Linked DNA regions of Mus musculus: region 2 is linked to region 1. Evidence: chromatin loops called from intact Hi-C (ENCODE). Cell type or tissue: left cerebral cortex. All regions are shown on one strand. Each heading gives the region's core, and the rest is flanking DNA. Links, peaks and the distances in the headings are about the cores only. Region 1 overlaps Gabbr2 (gamma-aminobutyric acid (GABA) B receptor, 2). Region 2 holds the start of Gabbr2 (gamma-aminobutyric acid (GABA) B receptor, 2).

Region 1 (4,380 bases), core at 273-4,272:
TCCCTCTGAATTCACTTTGGCAGCACGTATTTGAGGATGAACTGTTGTTGGGAAAAAACATTCTTGGTGTGGTGATTGTACAAGGAAGCACATGCGCAAAGGGAACATAACCAAGCAAGGCAATACCTTTCTGCAAAAAGGTTGTGCCGGGACCCAAGCCAGGCTAGCGAGGCACTGAGTTGGGAGGGTTTGCTTGGATTTTATTTTAGCCCAGGTGGTGTCTCATGGGAGCTCTACCTCATCGTAATCTAATGCGATTGGCTAATTCATTGTCTGTACAGAGAAGAAGGGTGTGATGCAGAGTCAAGTCTCAGGAGTGTCCAGGGGTTGGGCTAACCGTCATGCACACAGGAGTTACGACCTCTGATAGGGAAAGGCGTTCCTCCCATCATGACTGGTGTGCTCATCCCCTGTGGTCTTTTAAGGTAGACAAGGTGCATCGCACTGCACTGCCACGTGGTAAAGCCGGATTGATGGCGCTCTTGGCCTGGCCTAGAAGTTTGGGAGGACCCTGGAGGCTTCCTCCTGGGGACTGAGCACAGCATCATCTCCCTTGGAAAGAAGGTGGGCGTGACGGGGTGAGAAAGGAGGCCTGACAGGGCAGGCCAGATGGCATCCGGCAGACACAGGGCTCTTTGAGGCTCTGTGGGCCTCAAAGCTCACACTTTCTTCTGTAACACAAAGGATTTTTCTCTGTAGAGCACCTGCCCAGCCAACCTACCCCTTGATCTCAGCCCTGCCCTGCAGAGGTAGGGTGGGATCTGTCCTCTGACTTTGCCCCGTGGAGGCTGAGGCCTGGTAGGTGTCAGTGGGCTGGAACTGGAGGCTGAGAGCCCACAGCAGGGCTCAGTAACTCTTGCAGCCCCGCCTCGACCCAGGGATCTAGTCACAGTCCCCAAATGACCTCTCCATTCATGGCGAGTCTCTTCTCTTGATTCTACCACCGTCTCTGGGAAGTGATAAGAAGCAAATCTCTGCAGCCTGGAGTTTTGTAGTCTCTACTCTCACCCGTGGGAGGTGCTGGGCTCACGGGGCTAAACTGGAACTCTAGATAGCACTTTCTTTGGGAGCCTAGGTGTTGCTGGCACCTGGACTGTGAAGTGCCCAATGACCCCTGACCTGTAGTCCTTCTGGGGGCTCTGGATTAGTGGGTCCTCCTCAGAACTACTCCTCCATAAGAATGTGGAGCTTTGCTGGGTATGTTGGCACACGCCTTTAATCCCAGCACTCGGGAGGCAGAGTCAGGTGGATTTCTGAGTTTGAGGCCAGCCTGGTCTACAAAGTGAGTTCCAGGACAGCCAGGGCTATACAGAGAAACCCTATCTCAAAAAACCAAAAAAAAAAAAAAAAAAAAAGAATGTGGAGCTTTGAGCCAGTCTCAAAGAGCTAGGCCCAGCCCCCTCTTCCTCAAAGGAATAGCTTTTCTTGCCTCTGTGGCTACATTCTGTGCGTTTCTGTCCAGCGGAAAGTATAGAAATATTTTCCTCTCCTCCACTGGGAGCCATCGGAGACCCCATAGGGCATGAAAAATGTTGGCCTGACTACCCACCACTGCCAAGTGCCTACTGAGTAAGGGTAGGAGCAGTACCAGGAAAGCAGGGAGGACTCCCTGGAGGAGGTGTCTGTGGGTGGGCCTCATCACATGTGTAGGAGCTTGTCTAGAGACCTAGAAGAACAAAGGTACATTCATGGAGACTGGCGATGCTGCGTCCTTTCCTACTGCAAGAATAGGGCTGCCCCACCCCTGAACACCTCTCATCCCAAGGCTGTGATTTCAACCAATTGACTAATTAGAGGTGCTGAAGTGACAGGAGGAGGTACGATTTCTGCAGTGTGGTAATTAAAAGGTATTGGCTTCCCGGCTGTGATCGCACAAGAATTCGGTTACCCCTAAAGACATCGGCTAAGAGCCGAGTGTAAAGGTGTATTGGGAGCTGAGAGGCCTCCAATGCAATTTGTTAATTTCCTGAGTTTGTCACCTGCACAGCTGTGAGGGAAATGGAACACTCTACCAGAAGTTTCAGGGAAAATTAAAGACATACATTCTAATTGTACACAATTAGAAGAGTCATATAATCATTAGTATTTTTGTAATTAACCCGCCTTTTATCCATCACCAGGCTAGGATTTAGAAAGGCTGATTAAGAACCGTGTCTGCCTGGTGGGGGAGAGCGGGGAAGGTCACTGTCCTTACACAGCGGTAGGAGACGGTGCCTACTTGCCTAGCTTGACCCGTGGACCGTCCAGTACAGACGCCGGGGTTTACTGAAGCCATCTGTAGCTGAAGCTGCTGCTGTTGTGACTCTCGTCCTGTTCTTGAGACAGGACCGTGCTCACCCTGCCTCCAGAGGCCCCAAGCTGCAAGTGACAGAAAGCAGCCCCAGGGCTCAGCGTGCCTTGGCTGAAACCCAGAGCTCAGCCCTTCCGCCACACTAGCCCGCTCCAGATCGCCTCTGCTGTTCCCCATGGCCTCAATTTTCCTTTTTATTAAAAACAAACTTCAAAGAGTTGGCGAAAGCTCTGTTTGTTTTGTGATCTTATTTACATAAAACAAAGGTAAAAAGTGGGAGAAAGGGAGGGAAATTTTAAGAATCTCAGCATGTCACAGAGCAGGACAGCTCCTAAAGGGCGAGAAGTAAACGGCTTTGCTATTTACTGTCTATAAATAAATTAGAACTATTTCTTAAAGCAGGGGACAGGCAATTGGTCCTACTATTATACATTGAAATATCACACACTCAGGAATATAGCTTCTATTTGACAGTAAAGTGTGTGTGTGTCTGCATGTATCTATGTGCTGGTCCTACAGAGGACAGAGGTTGATATTGGGCATCATCCTCAGCCTCTCTCTGCCTTGTTTTTTGGGATAGGATCTCTCTCTGAGCCTGCGACTCACCGATTGGCTAGACTGTCTGGGCAGTTAGCTCCGGGGATTCTCCAGTCTCTCCCACCCAGCATCCTGGTTACTGCTGTGTGTCACATCCTTCCTGAGGACCCAAACCCCGGGTCCTCACAGTGGCACAGCAGGCAGTTTACCCACAGGGATAGCTCCCAGTCCAACAGGAAAAAAATTTTAGAGTACTTATAATGTTTGGGAATAGTGCCAGATGCCTTTAATTCCAGCACTCGGGAGGCATGTGGATCTCTGTGAGCTAGAGGCCAGCCTGCTCTCCTGTCTCAATAAACAAACAAACAAACAAACAAATACATATACATAATACATGTATGTGTACAATATATTCTGATTACAATTTCTCCACCTTTAACTCCTCTCCATTCTTTTCTCACCCAAATCCATGCCTTTTCTTTCTCTCTTTTTTCGTTTGAATGCAAGCATACACCACACACACACACACACACACACACACACACACACACACACACACAAACAAACAATTGAGAATAGAATGAAACAAACTAACAAAAGAAAAGGCTCTGTAAGGTTCAATTAAACAAATAAATAAATAAACAAATAAACAAATAAACAAAATAAAATGCCCAGACAAAGCATTCTGAGACAATGACATCATATTGTGTTTGCTATCTACTGTTGGGCACAGTGACTGTCTGTAAGATTAGTCTACATGCAGCCACGCAATGGTGGCATAGACCTTTAATCCCAGACTTGGGAGACAGAGGCAGGTGGATTTCTGAGTTCGAGGCCAGCCTGGTCTACAGAATGAGTTCCAGGACAGCCAGGGCTACACAGAGAAACCCTGTCTCGAATAGTTTCCATTCCTAGTGAGACTCCATTAGAGAAAACTAAGGTTTCCTTTGTGGGCAGTTATCAACTGGAGATAGCTCCTAGGTTAGGGATGGGGCTTGTGTCCAGTTCCCCCTTAGCACTGGGATCACATCGGGCCTAGACCTGTGCAGACCCTGTGCATGCCACCTCCGTGTCTGCAAGTTCAAATGTGCCTTGGTCTTACTGTGTTGGGAAGGCCTTGTTTCCTTTGTGTCTTCCATCTCCTCTGACTTTAAATACTTCTCTTTCCTTTCCACAGGGTCCCCTGAGCCCTGGGGGGAGAGACTTGATGGAGGCATCCCCTCTAGAACAGAGTCTCCAAGGTCTCTCACTCTCGCTACGTTGTATGGCCCTGGGTATTACCTAGTATGAGTCTCTTATAAAGGCCGAATAAGAAATTGATCTAGGAGACTGATAGAGCAGGATGTTGTTAGAAATCATTTTATTGCCGCATTCCTTTAACAGAACAATGATTTTTAGCTTCCCCTAAGGATCCTGGTCTACTTAGTCTCAGGTTCTTGGCCACTCAAGTAATGTCAAGAATGAGTTCCATCTCGTGGAGGGGCCTTGAACCTAGTCAGATGTTGGTTGGTCACACCTACAAGCCGTGTGCCACTGTTATACTAGTGATCTCG
Region 2 (4,380 bases), core at 207-4,206, 130 kb before region 1:
GTACCCAACCACCTTGCAGGTGCTACAGGAAGCGCAAGGCGAGGCGCCCGCGTCCCCCGCGCATAGCAGCTTCGATTCCCCCGAACGTGGGGCTCTGGAGCTCAGTCCCCGGCGGCGGGGTCAGCCGGCCGCAGCAGCCGGCGCGGCGCAGCGCCCGGGGCGCGAGTGTGCGTGTGCCGGGAGCACGGCCCTCCCCGCGGCAGCCGCAGCGCCGGCGCCTCCCCCTCCCCCGGCGCGCACGGCCCGTCCCTGTCCCCGGAGGCGGCCCGAGCCGCCGCTCAGCAGCCTTGCCTTCGCCTCCCGAGCCTCCTGCCGCCCTCCCTCCCCTGGCCGGGCTCCAGGGTCCGACGTCCCGCGGCTCCGAGCAGGAAAGAGCTGCGATCGCGCACGGAGGCGGGAGGAGGCGGCCGGGTGCGGGGCGGCCGCGCTGGAGAGAGGCGCGCGGAGACTCGGCCCCCTCGGCGCTCGCTCGCTCGCTCGCTCGTTGGCTCCCCGCCTCCCGCACTCCGCTGGCTCCCACCCCTTCCCGGCGTGATTGATCCGTCACGGGCGCCGCCGCCGCCGCCGCGGCCGTTCTGAGCGAGCAGAAGCCGGAGCCGAGCCGGGGCCCGTGCCGGCGCCATTGCGCGGGAGCCGCGGGCAGAGCTCGGCGCCGGGCGGCGGGCCGGGCCAGGCCATGCGGGCCGAGTGAGCTGGCGCCCGCAGCCCGCGGCGCGGCATGGCTTCCCCGCCGAGCTCCGGGCAGCCCCGGCCGCCGCCGCCACCGCCGCCGCCCGCGCGCCTGCTGCTGCCCCTGCTGCTGTCGTTGCTGCTGTCGTTGGCTCCCGGGGCCTGGGGCTGGGCGCGGGGCGCCCCCCGGCCGCCGCCCAGCAGCCCGCCGCTCTCCATCATGGGCCTCATGCCGCTCACCAAGGAGGTGGCCAAGGGCAGCATCGGGCGCGGCGTGCTCCCCGCCGTGGAGCTAGCCATCGAGCAGATCCGCAACGAGTCACTCCTGCGCCCCTACTTCCTGGACCTGCGACTCTACGACACCGAGGTAAGTGTCCAGTGACCCATGCCGTCGAGGCTGGGGGCGTCGAGGAGGGACAGAGCCGTGATTGTCTCCTCCTCGCTGGCTGACCGCGTACTGGGTCCATCAGGGTCTCACTGGGCTTGGCTGGAGCAGGTGGGACCCTGATCTGTGAGCACCTTCCACCTCTGTGTGGGTGTGGAATGGGGGTCTCCTTTGACCAGAGGAGGAGTTAGAGATGTGAGAGGTTGGACTCCCAGAGGCCTGCGCCGGTTGCCCCTGTCCGGTGCTGCTCCTAGGGTTGTCAGGTGCCAAGTAAGAGGAACACGCACACTGATTACAAACTGGGCCAGCCACAGCTGGACAGGCTATGGGGCCTATTCCCAGACCCTAAAAATTCCAAGCCGCCCTTTTAGGGCTAGAGGGCTCCAGGACCCTCGGGGGCCAAGCTTCGGGCAGGACCGATCCTGTGGTGCACTTCTGCAGCTCAGGGCTCGCGCGCGCCACGGTCAGCCTCGGAGCCCGGAGGGTTCTGCAGCGCTGCTGCCTGGATCTGTCCAGCGCTGGCAGTAGCTGGAGCAGTTTTGGGAGACTCCCCTTCCCCCTCTCCCCGCCTTGGGTTAGTTGCTCATAGAGTGGCTTGACAGGTCTAGCCCGGGACGTGTGGTGGTGTCCGATCGCGCTTCCACTTTTGTTCAGCAGCTGCTAACACCGCTGAGCAGGTGCACACTTGAGGCGTTCGTGTCGTGGGAGCCTAGACTTGGAGTGTGGCAGAGGGTTCCCCTCTGGCCTTCTTTTCTGAGCAGAGCTGGAGAACCAAGACCTTTCCATCCCAAACCCCGATCTCACGCCCTCATGTCTAGGTTTCCAAGGAGCCTCAGCTCAGACCCTGACTGCCCACTCTGAGGCTAGGACGAAGAGAGGGCCTGGAAGAGCGATCAGGAATAAGGACGGGTTTGCGAGTTTTTCCGGACCCAGGGAGCCCCTACTCTCCGGTCCGCAGCCTCGAGAGATAAGATTCGGCCTGAAGGGGGCAGTGATTTCCTTTACTGAGAGCTCTGTTGGCGCCTCTTGCATCTCTCCCAGCAAAGCCAGGGCGAGCTCTGGACCCTTGCTTCCCGGGCTCCCCCAGCGCACCTTTGCTGGAGCTCCCGGGCAGACTCCTCAAGAAAGGAGCATCCCCCTGGTGGTGTAACCTGGGCTTGGCTTCTTCCCCTGCCTGACCCCTTTTTTATACCCCCTCCCGGAAAAGAGCATAATGTAGATTGTATCTCATTCCCCGCCTCCCCCGCTTCACCAGTGAAGCAGCCTGCTGTTCTGCTCTGTAAATAAAAGGTGAAGGAATTGGTGGCAGTTGGTAACGGTGAGCTCAGGTTGCTGCAGGCAGAGAGGCTCCTCTGCCTCGGGAAGAGGCACACTGGGTGGCTGTACAGGGCTAACCGTGTGTGAAATCACTTTCGATTGACGTTCCTGACGACCTCCTTTTTTCTCCCTCCCCCCTCAGTGTTTCAAGTTCTTTAGGGGTACCTGTCTGGCACAAGCACATTGAGATGGGTATGCATTTATGCAGAGGCATATATCCTTGGCACACTTTCATGTGGCTTCCACCCATATTCTGGAAGGGACAGGGACAGGGACAGGCCGGTTCTTAGAAGACAAAAGCAATTGTAGACAGGGCTGCCCTGTATACATCTTCACTATGTCTTGTAAAACCTTTTCGAATGCTTCCTGAGAAGTTTCTCATTAGTCCATTTGTGGTAGCAGAGGGATGGGCGCTTGGTTGCAGGGTGTGGGCCAACGCTTTTACATTTTTTTTCTCAAGTGTGTCTTGGTGGCTTTCTGAGTGAGAGGACCCAAAGTCAAGAGGATGAGGCAGTCAGAGGAGCTTTGGTTGGTGGGAATATTTCAGGCACAGCACTGGGTTTCCCTCTAATGTCAACTGTACCTGATCTGGGGCTTAGGGTTGAACACTGCAGAAATAGGTTATCCCTCTGACCTCCTGACCCCGCCCACCCATGACCTTGAATTGGACACTTAATCTCTAATGCCTCTAAATGCAGGTGTTCAGATCTCAAGAGCAGAGTGGTTAGCCATCCTCTGTCGGATGGCGTCCAGGGGCTTACAGAGAGATGCCAGCAGGCTCCACTGCCAGCACTCTGTCTGGCACGCTGTAAGCACTCAATAAATAACTGCCTCCCTTCCTGCACTTCCATTTGGTGTGGATTCACCAGTGAGACACTATGGCTTTAGGTGGGATAAGTCAGTCACTGCTAAAATATTAAGAATGCTTCTTTCTCCTGCTTGGCCTTACAGTCTTTAAGAGAGTCAGGGAGGTTACTACCAGAAAAGAGAATTCTGGCTGACAGTCAATATATCACCTCGTGCATGAAGTATCACATTTGGGAGAGTGCCCAGGAACTATAATTACTCCCCCTCACCCCCCCCCCCCCACTAACCTGTCTTTAAAGTTTTCTCTGAGCTGGACTGAAGGGAAAATCAGTCTGGGAACTGGCAGCAGATGCAGGGCAATCTGAAAGGCATTTGCCACTTCTGAGTGAGTGAGTAGCCCCTGTTAGCGCAAGGCTGTGTTTGTGGACTCAGAGAGCTGCCTCCTCACCGTCTGCTGCTCCTGTCAGAAGACTTGAATGCAGGGTTGGTGTGATGGGCTAATCTTGCCTGGCTTTGTTGACATTGGCTGTCAGTCATAGCCTCATTGGCCAGTAACTAAAGGAAGGCAGGATGGACCTTGGTCCACACCGCCTGTAAAAAGGGTGAAAGATACAGCAAGGCATAGTTTATCTGCTCTCCCAGGCCAGCCTACCTCCTCATGTATTTATGTTGGTTGAGCCTCTTCTGTGATGAGACAGGCAGTAGAACTTCCTGGTTTCCTTTTTGCAATACTGGGGATCCAACCCAGAAGCCAAAGGTTTGGCCAATTATATCCCCAGATCTCTTCCTACATCTTTATTTTGAGATAGTCTCCATAAGCTGCCCAAGATGGTATTGAATTCACTCTGCAGCTCAGGCAGGCCTTGAGCCTGTACCAGCGTCTCTAGTAACAGGTATTCCAAGCTCAGCCCAGAACGTTCAAGGCCTCTGTCTGCCGATGGGGCATCACAACAGATCACGGGGTGGTCGGACTTCGGTTTCTTTGGTGGAGCATTGCATCACTTCAGCAAACACTTGTGTATGGATTCCAAGAGGACTTGTGTAATAAAAACACAAGCAAGGCACTGAAAGTGTAGACAAGAGGAAGAGCCAGAAGCTATGTGGAGGCTTTGAAGCTCCCACCATAAGAAAAAGCTGGGAGCAGCCTTTGGAGTGTCAGATTCTCTGCCCTGTGTTTGAAAGCAATCCAGATACCCAGGTGA

The links. A loop is a pair of places that touch in the nucleus more often than their neighbours do. Peaks named below come from ENCODE experiments on the same cell type or tissue, not always from the same donor. Only the 100,000 strongest peaks of a DNase experiment are listed, where the experiment ranks them.
Region 2: a loop joins it to region 1, with 2.9 times the contacts of the local background. A loop is called at or near these places in 3 of 42 quality-filtered maps.

The regions. Positions count from the first base shown.
Region 1 is chr4:46,857,095-46,861,474 of GRCm38, reverse strand. The region is part of intron 2 of Gabbr2 (gamma-aminobutyric acid (GABA) B receptor, 2); the gene reads left to right. It overlaps Gm32208 (a long non-coding RNA gene), which reads right to left. Exons shown (of 4, transcript XR_390546.4): 1 at 1-4,380. Among named protein-coding and RNA genes, the nearest start is that of Gm32208, 9.6 kb to the right of the region's middle. In left cerebral cortex, for the core only: a CTCF peak has its summit at 2,358; a DNase peak (open chromatin) is centred at 2,390; H3K27ac peaks cover 1,457 bases.
Region 2 is chr4:46,987,764-46,992,143 of GRCm38, reverse strand. Gabbr2 (gamma-aminobutyric acid (GABA) B receptor, 2) reads left to right here and starts at 430. Exons shown (of 19, transcript NM_001081141.2): 1 at 430-1,036. The coding sequence starts at 719. In left cerebral cortex, for the core only: a CTCF peak has its summit at 2,041 (motif pointing right); DNase peaks (open chromatin) are centred at 1,663, 2,047, 3,006, 3,627 and 1 more place; H3K4me3 peaks cover 3,584 bases; H3K27ac peaks cover 2,759 bases.